2 separate regions of the Mus musculus genome follow, and region 2 is linked to region 1. Evidence: chromatin loops called from intact Hi-C (ENCODE). Cell type or tissue: left cerebral cortex. All regions are shown on one strand. Each heading gives the region's core, and the rest is flanking DNA. Links, peaks and the distances in the headings are about the cores only. Region 1 has its middle 4.6 kb from the start of Dtd2. Region 2 overlaps Akap6 (A kinase (PRKA) anchor protein 6).

Region 1 (5,383 bases), core at 267-5,266:
AGTTGTGGAAGGGTGTTTATAAGCTATGTGAATGCATTTTTTGGGGGGCAACCAATTACTTTTAAAAATTATTTTAACTTTTCATTTATACACATTTTAATTCAAATGTAGTTATATCACTTTCCTTCCCCAACCCCTCCCAAGTCTCTTCCCCCAACTTCTTTTATTTTTCCTCACTTGCAATAATAAACTTTTTTCTTCGATTATTATAGTTACATTAAGCATGTAAAAATATACGAATATAACCTGTTGAGTGTGTTTTTGCTGTTTGTGTGTATATGGTCTCAGAGCTGATCTCTTTGTATTGGGTGACATTCATAGGAGAGGTTAATTTTCTTTTTGTACAGTCATTAGCTGCCTGCAGTTCTTTGTCTAGGGGTAGACTCTATTGAGATGTCCTATTGCCTTTGTTCAGGCTTCTTTTATGCAACAGCTTCTATGAGAGATTGTTTTGTAAGCAGACATCCTGGTATTCTAACTCTTCCAATTTTTCTGCTTCCTCTTCTGAGATGTTCCTTGAGTGATAGATGCAAGAGCATCTATGATATAAATGTGAAGTGATGTAGATGGGGCCGGGCTTCCCACAATCCTTTGATCTCCAAATTGTGTCCAGTTGTGGTTCTCTGTGACAATTCTCATTGGCTGTTAAGAGACTCTTCCATGATGAGTGGTGATAGTTACATTTACCCATGGATATAAGGATACAATTTAGAATGGGATTAGAAATTATGTTGCGCTAGCACAGTTATGCTATGTAGTAGATTCTCTTCTAAGACCCCTGACCTCACTACCCCTGGGGAATTTGGCTAGGTTCTAGTAACAGGCATGGTTTACCTCTTGTCCAGTGGGCTTTGCATCCAATTAGACAGCTGTTAGTTACAACTGACTTGGGAGTGCCGTTTACTGTGTCTTTGTGGCTCTCTTGCCTTGCTGGTCCTTGTTGTGGTTCATAGGTGTCATTGCTGGGTGGGGCTGAAAATTGCTTCCCTCCTTTGGCAGCTTGTGTAGCGTTGTCTGGTAGCATGGAAGCTAGCCACAGGAAGGAGGCTTTTAGATCAGATCCAGCTCGAATGGTCTGAGTCCTGTGTGTTAAATGTAAAGTGTCTTCAGCAAGAGACTTTCCTTCAGCCTTTGAGAGGTATCCAGGGCCATAATAGTTTATGTTGTTTTGGAATTCCTTGGAATGCTGTGATTTTATGATTTTACATTTACCTAAAATTATACACAATAAGCATAACTGTTTTTATACATATACACATACATCATATACATATACATGAATCTATATTTAATTTCTATCTCTATATCTTAAAAGAAGTCATGCTACTTGGACTGACAGTGCTCCTCACAAGAACCACAGACTCACCAACCCCTCAGTCCCAGGCAGGAGAAACCTCCTTTTGAATGGAGGAGAGCATTTCTTTAGAAAATATCCTTGGTAGGAATATTCTTATCTCAGAGTGTGCTCGCTCACCAGTAACTGAATTTGGTACTTACACAGTCCTGCAACATTTCCTGATGTTCCCAATGACATCGAATCCTGTGGTCCATTTTCCTTAAGAACTTATTAGAATGTAAATAAAAGTAAACAGGGCTTGGTTTTCTTTCCCACGAAATCTATTCCGTGAAAGTGCATAGGATTAGCATTTCTTTCTCACAGACGCGGAGGGTTTAGTGGGCAAATAATAGTGGTACCCTGATTGCATTACTCAGGTCATTGATTTGGGCTCAGTTGGCACAATATATTCATGTCTGTTGTTTTAGATGACATCACTGACGGTGCCGCTGTCCATACAAAGTAGAGAAAAAGAAACTCATGCATAATCAGCAGCCTTTGTATACAAACTGAAGCGGTTTGCTGGCTAGTTATCTTGCAGCCTCCCTAACACTTTCAGTAAAAAGAAAATGAAACATCTCACTTTATCTCTGGTGGCTGCGTTACAGGGGCTCCCACATTGGTTGTCTTTTGTGTAGTATTCATAAGTTGAAGTTTTCATGCCTGCACCTGTATGTCACTGTAACTATTGAGTCTGAACGCTGCCACTCAGATTCCAGTTTTACAAATCGAAAGGAACATTGTATAGAGACCCAAGCTGTGATCCGGAGTTACTGAAGACTTTGGTGTTTATTCGTATGTGAGTGCCGGAGATGGGAGGAGCTGTTGCCAGTAGGATGCATAGTTCTCCGGGGTCTCTGTGCAACAAGGAGCAACGGGAAGCCATTTCTGTGCTTAGATAGTGTTTGGTTGTTAATGGTTAGTGTCTCAAAAAAAAAAAATCACCAGTTACTTTTAACTTTGCCATTGGGTGAGAATCTCTTAGGCTGAGAATGTGAGTTAAAAAAAAAAAAATAAAAAATCTGGCCACTTATTCTTCTCTTCTGCCTGCAGAGGGCAGTAAGGAGTAGACATTAAAGAAAGCACTTTCTGTGTTTTGTAAAAACTGTTCCCACAAAGAATTCATGGAAGTAGGACATGCAGGCGATAGGATAGCAAAATTTGAATAAGGCAATAAAGAGCAAAGAAAATTAAATTGCATTAGAAGGTTACACTAGAGTACGTTTACTAGTTAAGATGGTAGTTTTTGACTGGAATTTTGATATAGTTCATAGGGACACCTTGCTTTTTGAGACATGGTCTCATAGTCTAGGCTGACCTCAACTCACTATGTATCAGAGGATAACCCTGAACTCTTGATAGTATTCCTGATCCTCCTGCCTCCACCTCCTGAGTGTTGGGACCACAGGTGTGCTTGACCACGCCTGCCTTGTGTGGTGCTGGGGACTGAACCCAGGGCCCGTGCAAGCTGGACAACTGACCAACTACCAACCAACTCCATCCCAGTCCTTCATCTTAATTTCCAAAAGTCAAGCAGTCATGGGCATCCCATTTAATGTCCAGGTGAAGCAGGTCGGACAATTTACTTCAGAGCTAGAGGGAAAACAAAGCATCAGTCAGCTTTAGAGGAAGACTGTCAATCAATGGCTGGAGGCCTGCTTTGCCTTGTGAACATGTAAGAAGTTACTTTTGGATGTCTGAGAGATGGGTCAGTGGTTCAGAGCACTTGCTACTCTTGGGGAGGACCCAGGTTTGTTTATGAACCCCCACATGGTGTCTTACAACCACCTGTAACTCCAATTCCAGGGAATCTAATGCCCGCTTTTGGCCTTCTTACGCACAGTACACATTTAGTGTATGCATGTACACACACACACACACACACACACACACACACACACACAATTTTTAAAAATAAGTATTATTTTAAAGGAAGGAAGAAATTACTTTTTGGACAAGAATGATTTTCAAACAGCTACAATATTAAAAGGGGCCGTATGGATAATGTCAATTGTGTGTGAATTCTATATCCCCTGTGATGGTATAATAATTGATGGAGACTTGTTTTCAGTTGCTTAATTCATTCGGTTTGGTCATCCCACATTTAAGCATTCAAAAGTAGTTCACAAAGATGAGAGGCCCGGGAACATCTTCTAAAAGATCTTGTGCAGTTGATACCCAGCTTCCTGATCCTGAAGAAGGAAAGATGTGGACAGGAAACAGAATCTGCTTCCTAGTGCTCAGAGTAACTGGAGGTTTCCCAATGATTTCTCTCCAAAGTGAGCCTCTCCCTGCAGCTCTACCGACAGCTGTGCTAAGAAGAAGTGCAGCTGGAAGAGGTGCCCACGTTTTACAGAAAGCAGACGGACGCTGCCTTTCCACTTCAAAGCCTAGAGAAGTTTTCTTTATCAGTGCTTAGGAAGATGAATTGGTGATGAGAAATTGGTTCATGTGAACTAAAACACATAGAGCACTGGAGTAGGATCAGAATTCTAATTTAGCTGTGAATAATAAGATGTACTGCCGTGACAGGGAGTGGAAAATCTCACATAGGGCACGACTGGCACATCTCACCCTCCAAGCGCAGGATACGGGAGCATAGACTGCCTCTATTAGCTTACTGTAGGAAGTACTCAAAAGCCCTGTGTGATGACAGACGTTAGCGTGGTGCTCGGTGGATGAAGAATCAGAGCAAAGGACGGAGGAAAAAAAACCCTGTATTTCTGCAGTGAACACTTAAATATGACCCTAAGTACTAACAATGAAAAACAAGAAATCCACTCAACCATGTCCTTACAGAAAATGTGATATCAAAAAAAAAAAAAAAAGAAAAGAAAAAAGAAAGAAAAAAAAAAGAAAATGTGATATCAGATTGTTTAGGGAAATTTCTTAAATTGTCTCTTGATTAAAAAAAAAGTCTCAATCCAACTCCCAAATAAAAACAAGTCCTCAGAGATAAGGCAGGTCTAGTATACTCTCTAGATATTTGCACTCTGCTAAAGATTCGTCTGTGACCTTGGCTTACTTCACAGTGTCCTAAGGAATTCTCTCACCTGGGTGTTTGAGAAGTACTGCATAGCAGGATAACTCCAGGGATAGGCTCTGTCAAGAGATGTAGAGTATTCTATATTATTGATCAGAGATGCTATTATTTAGAGATCAAAAGAGCAAACAGCGAGGCTACTTTTTCTTCTTTCCTTGTTCTTTTAAAAAAAAATATGTGCCAGTATTTTGCCTGCCTGTGCACCTTGTGCATGTCTGGTGCCTGAGGGCCCAGAAGAAGGCATCAGGTCCTCTGGCACTAGAGTTACACATGGTTGTGACCCACCATGTGGGTCACAGGACTTGAACCAAAGTCCTCCGGAAGAGCAGCCACTGATTTTAATCACTGAGCGATTTTCCCCAGCACCCATGTTTACTTTCCTTTCTTGAAAAGTGAAAGGCCAAACCAAGACTTTGATTGATTGACTGTGAAGTTTCTACACATGAAAGTGACTTTAGGGACTTTGGAAGAAACCGTTCTATGTTCACTATACGATATAAAACAAATTCTATGCAATGGCAGAAGAAATCTTGGTTTGGGAAGAAATTCAGAGCATCTGTCCTGACAGGAAGCAGATGGCACAGTTTAGAGGGGTGGCCGAAGAGAGTTGAATGATGGGACCAGTAAGCAGTCGGGTGAAAGGTTAAACCAAACCAGTGTGGGATAATGAAGGACCAGGGCTAGCAACAGGAGACAGCGGTCACCATTCTGGGGGACTCAGAGGAAGGGAAACGTTCTTCAAGGCACAGCAACGTAAACATCCGGCACATAAACGTGTTTCCCTGCTCCTCCCATTTGGCTTTCTGTTGTTTCTTCCATTGACTGAACCCAGCTAGAAGGGAGAAAGTGGGAGCTGACAGACCTGGTAAAAAGAAAACGATGCAGCAAGGAGTGGGTCTGAAAGGGCTCCGGCATATTTATTTCCACAGCAGGAGGAGACAAACATTTACTCTACATCCCCCTGCAAAATATACCCCTTGCTTCTAGATACCCAGATTTCTAAT
Region 2 (5,383 bases), core at 154-5,153, 820 kb after region 1:
TCAGACACCCTGTCTTACCGCTGCTTGTTTGACCGTGTTATCTTCAAATCAGAGATGGGCATATCATGGGTTGGCTTTCTCTTCCCAGTGCTCTGACAGCCAGCTGTGAGCCCTGAGGTAGTGACACTCCTTTCAACCGGAGCCCTCCGCTCCCTTGACTCACATTGCTCAACTCTCCATCCATCACCACAGATGAAAATGCCCTGCTTTTATTTGCTTCTGTTTCCCCCTCTCATTTTTGACTTTCTTCTTTCTGTCCCGCTGCCGTGTCTCCCTGAACCCCTTCCTTCACTTCGCCAAGTGACTTGTCGCCTGCTGGCTGTGCTCTGGACACCATCTCTCTGCCCCTCCCACACTAGTGATGGCCTCTCTACCTCTCCAAGCACTGGATTCGGCAAAGGAACCTTTCACTGGGCATGTGCAGAGCTGGAACCTGATAAGAACGCTCATAATTACACGCTTATTGTTGGGGAAGATGCTGGCATCTTGAATGCCAAGGACATTGAGAAGAAATGACATCAGAAAGGCTAGTTTTATACCCCAAATATTCCATACTCTATACTCCTGGAGGAGTGCCAATCTTCGTCCCTATATGCCTTGCTTCCTACCCAGGAAATGAGTACACTGAAGCCTTCAGCAACAACACATAGATCTTTCAAGGCACACGGCATTAAAGTGGAAGATCCTTGTGGGCTGGGACTTTGCTGATTTGGGTTTAGGCCTCTGTGTGTAGATATGCTGTGGCTGCAAGCTTCTACAGGATGTTAAACACTTTTGCTGAGGTCCAGTGGATGAAGATCTTTGCTGGCTCACCCAGCTGCAGTGCCACATGAGAAAGTGTGGTTTGAAGCAGTGGGTTTTTCACTTTTGGTGTACTTTGCTGTCTTCCTGCTTCTGAACATTGTCTTTCTCAAGTACCTCCTGTAGACACTCACGTTTCTTCCTCCTTATCAAAGTCCTACCATCAACATGACAACCTTCAAAGACTCGCCAGTCCCCCAGTGCCCTGCACAGCAGTTGGGCAAAATCCTTTGCTGAAAAATTTTCACATTGTTTTCATCAACATTAATATTTCTAGATATCCATCGCAGACCATCAGTAGTAAATAGCTCTTCATAAAATAGGAATGGGGGTCCTCTTGCTCCTGCTCTTGCCTTCCTGTTCCTGCTCTCTCGCTTTTCCTTTCCCCCCTCTCTCCATGTGTGCATGGCCGGCCTCTACTTCTCTCTCTGCCTTTCTCTGCCTCTACAAGCCTTTCAACTCCCCTACCCATGCCCTGAATAAACTCTATTCTATCCAAAAAAAAAAAAAAAAAAAAGGAGGGCTGGAGGGAAGGCGCACATAAATAAAAATAATAAGTCTTTTAAAAGAGAGAAAATGAAGGGACTAGGGGAAAGGGAGATGGATTGTCTTGCAACCCTTATGACCAGAGTTCCATTCCCAGAACCCAAGTCAGAAAAGGTGGGTATGGTGCTGTGCCTCTGTAATACCAGAGTGCTATGGCAAGAAGGGAAGTAGGGGCAGGAAGAACGTGTAAGAACTCACGTATCAAGAAAGACCCTGATTCAAAACCCAAAAAAACTCACGACAGCAGAGGAACAAGGTCGAGTGAGAGAACTAAACCTCTGTGACGTGTATTTACATGAATACACACACACACACACACACACACACACACACACACACGTGTAACGATTGCTTTCAACCCTGTAGTGATGTTACTGGTAGGCTTATTAAGCAGGCATTCCACTAGCATGCTTGCTGATCCCTCCTCTATTATGTTAATCCTCCCTGACTCATGGGTTTTACTGCGAGAACTAATGCAACTTCGTGAAATTGCTTTACTCTGACACGAGATTTTGTGCCAGGAAATCATTTCTAGGCATTGTCTGATCAAGTTCATCAACTTGCTACAAAGTAGCCCCTGAAAGCAAGAGAGGGCTTTGAGTTGCTCCCAATCGCCAACGCTGAGTTTTAGAACCTCCTTTGTATGACTGCACTGAACGGTCTTTGTGACCCATAATATTATCCAAGTAATTTATGAAGAATTAAAAAGCATACATGTACACATTAAAAACACTAATAGATTGTGCAATGTTTAAATTCCCAATAGATTAATGGCATTCTGCAGTAAAAAAGCCTTTAAAACATGTCCAAAGGTCTAATATAAACCCAAGATCATTTGGATTTCTATCTGTAAAAGTGTGGCAAGATTTAGTGACTCCCAGAAAGGAAGCCCCTGGACAATTGGCATTCACTTGTTCTGCAGCGCCATCTAGTGTTCATGGAGAAATGCGCTTTTAAGCCTCATCTTCCTCAGCCTTGCCTTGCTGCTAAGATTATCTATGCAGATTTCTACCTCTACCTGGCAGCCAATGATGCTTAGAGATGCTTCCAACTTACATAACCTTATATTAATTTCCACGGTGAAGGATCATTGATCGGTGAAGGATCAATCAACTAATGAGAAGAATTGGTGTATGTATCAGTATGCATATGTGATGTATTTTATTTCAAGACTACTATCTTTATTTCCCAATAAAATAGCCCATAGATGCTGGGATTTACTGGTTTACTTTAAATTTAATTGCCCTTACAAAAAACATCTTAAATGGCAAAACATTAATTTCCCAATTATTATTATAGCATTTACTATATAATATAACATATACCACAGTACAAATGTCCTATTAGGTCCGGGGACTGTCTTACATAATATTGCTCCCTTTATGCAACTTCCAAAAAATTCTTTATTGCTAGAAAAAGCTACAAAGCATCATCTGGACTCTAACATTCAGAGCTTTGCTGCCCTAAGTGTGGTTCCTGCACTGGACGCTTAGGCAGCCCCTTGGCAGATGTTAGCGTTGCAAAATGTCTGTACCCCACTTTGCCTCCCAAACCACACTTCTCACTTATGATATCCCAGAGTTTCAGATGTACATAAAATTTGAGAGGAACCTGTTTTAGAAATGTCTTCCCCTCATGTGCTCATTGGACAGTAGTCAACCAAAACTGGAGACTTCCATTACAATTTCAGATTTACGATATTTTATTCTTGGAGAAAGTTACATAACTTCCCTGTCTGACTCGTGGCTTATTTCAGTGTATCATGGTTGTTGCTGAGACTCACACAGCGGCTGAACAAAGAGAGTACATTCCTCCCCTGTCCAATCTGTCATCTTCATCTCTGCAGAACCAGAAGCTGAGAGGAACTGCCGACTGTGAAATTTAGGGCACGCATTCACTACCAAAAATATTTAAGTCTGCTGTGACAGAGTCATGATTTGAACCCACAGTAGGAGGCGAGGCTTAAATCTTCACAGCTGAAGCTCAAAGGAACACTTAGAAGTAAAAGGAGAGGTTTTAAATCATGGCTTTCCTTGGGCCTTAATTCTCTCTCTCTCTCTCTCTCTCTCTCTCTCTCTCTCACACACACACACACACACACACACACACACACACACACACACACACACGCACACACACCTTTAAACCTAGCAAGCTTCCTATGAAAATCAGAGTATTTACAGCCATCCATTCGCTTCTTTTTGGCTAATGTTCAGTTGGTTCATAATCTAATACTATTCCAAATTCACTCAAATTCCCCGAGACACTTATCTAACCATTTCAGATAACAGAATAGACTTCAAAGTGCAAGAAAATCTCTTTACAGGCTGAGGCTAGTTTGGAAAGTATTTTAAGTGCACAATTATGATAAGCCAGGTTCTTACATATTACAAAATTTTCCCCTTTTCTAAAATCTGGGCTAATAGCTATTAAATATTTCAAATTAAAACTCAAAGTAATATATTGTTGGTTCATTTAAAAATTTCAGAATTTAAAAGTAATAAATGGATTGGTCCATAGTCATGAAAATTATCATTGCAATTAACACATAGTTCCACAAGCTAGGCTAAATCCCATTATCTCTGTGGTTCTAATTATCGAAGGGCTTAAAGAAAGCAGAAGTTATTTGACCCGTGACTGGCCCTGCAGTCTGCTGGTGAGGGTATACGGTAACGCATGCTGCAGCAGAACTCAGATGTCCTAAACTGCAGATTATCATGCACAACCTTTCTTGGGTTGTCTTACACGTCAACAGGGAATTCCAAGGTCACGGCCACGAGCTAGGACGGATTCACATCCCCGTGCCTCTCGACTGCTGAATATATTCTACCTTCCTTTGCTTTTCCTGTAAATCCTTTCAGCATCCACTGGCTTAATTGGGGTGAATGGAGTCTGTGCCTCCCACTAGGGCAAATGTCTTGATTGAATAATTAGTGTTAATTGACACAGGCACCTCTGTCCAAGGTATGAAGTGTCTTCCTAGTTTATTTCATTATCTGTGTCTTTCTTCTCCATTTTACGGGATCCTGCTGACATTGCTACCTGACTGGATTGGCTAAAGTTAAAGCTGGGCATGCTGTTGCAGGACTCTGTTTGGAAACACAGATATTGCAGAGTGTTAGGAATCCTGGGGTATGACCTGGGCTAACAAATTATGAGCTCTAACTTGAAAAATGAGCCTTCAAAGCATAAAGCTTAGAAACCTTTGTTCTTACAAGAAATGTGACGTTTGACGTTTGTCACAGGTCCCTAGGCAGTCCATCCTGGACCTGGGGTTCTGAATTCTGCATTCTGAAGGTTTGTTGAGGATGAGAAAATGTCAGAGGAATCTGAAACCAGATCAAGCTGACCGATTAGCCAAATTATCCTCGAGCATCTACCGTAGAGGCGAGGGCTTTTAATCAGGAGCCCTGAGGTGTCTCCCTCCAGCTTTGGATCCTCTCCAGAGAGCAGCCAGGAAAAGCTTTCCCAGTGTGGAAAGCTCCCAGGGGAGATGTGGCCATGGTGGGACAATACCCAGGAAGGGCTCATCTGAGAGCCCCAGAGTAGCAGCTTGGGGAGTAAGAGCCTGAGCAGACAAGCAGGCCAGGCCACAAGGAGGAGAGATACACTAGCATTTCCTACAAGTGCCTTCTCTGTGACTGTTGTCATTAAAAGGGCTTGTTGTATCGGAGTGGGGGGGGCTTTAGCTATGGAACCATGAAACTTAATTCAGAAGAGACGGTGGGACAGCAGACTGATCTCTGTAATGTAAATGGCAGCTCTTCTGCTGAAAGCCATTGTGTCAACCGCTTGAGAACGTGGCAGTGACTTGGCAGGGAGATGGCAGAAAGGTTCTCTGGACCAACTGTCTCCTGCAGCTGTGAAAGACACACAGCCTGGCTGCCAAATGGTGAGCCCTTTTGTGCTCCGGCTGAGTTTCATTCACTCCTATGGCAACTTGAGGTTCAGCGTTCAGGAATATTAGTTTGGTCTGGACCATCGCCATCTCTTAGCAACCAAGGGAGATAGAAATTACCAGCTGGGTAATTTGATA

The links. Hi-C counts contacts between places; a loop is a spot of excess contacts. Peaks named below come from ENCODE experiments on the same cell type or tissue, not always from the same donor. Only the 100,000 strongest peaks of a DNase experiment are listed, where the experiment ranks them.
Region 2: a loop joins it to region 1, with 3 times the contacts of the local background. A loop is called at or near these places in 22 of 42 quality-filtered maps.

The regions. Positions count from the first base shown.
Region 1 is chr12:52,008,372-52,013,754 of GRCm38, forward strand. No RefSeq gene overlaps it. Among named protein-coding and RNA genes, the nearest start is that of Dtd2, 4.6 kb to the left of the region's middle. In left cerebral cortex, for the core only: a CTCF peak has its summit at 2,388 (motif pointing right); DNase peaks (open chromatin) are centred at 2,047 and 2,406; H3K4me3 peaks cover 773 bases.
Region 2 is chr12:52,830,152-52,835,534 of GRCm38, forward strand. The region is part of intron 2 of Akap6 (A kinase (PRKA) anchor protein 6); the gene reads left to right. Gm51971 (a long non-coding RNA gene) reads left to right here. Exons shown (of 2, transcript XR_003950181.1): 2 at 1-1,661. Among named protein-coding and RNA genes, the nearest start is that of Gm51971, 34 kb to the left of the region's middle. In left cerebral cortex, for the core only: a CTCF peak has its summit at 2,278 (motif pointing left); DNase peaks (open chromatin) are centred at 540, 2,287 and 3,188; H3K27ac peaks cover 1,264 bases.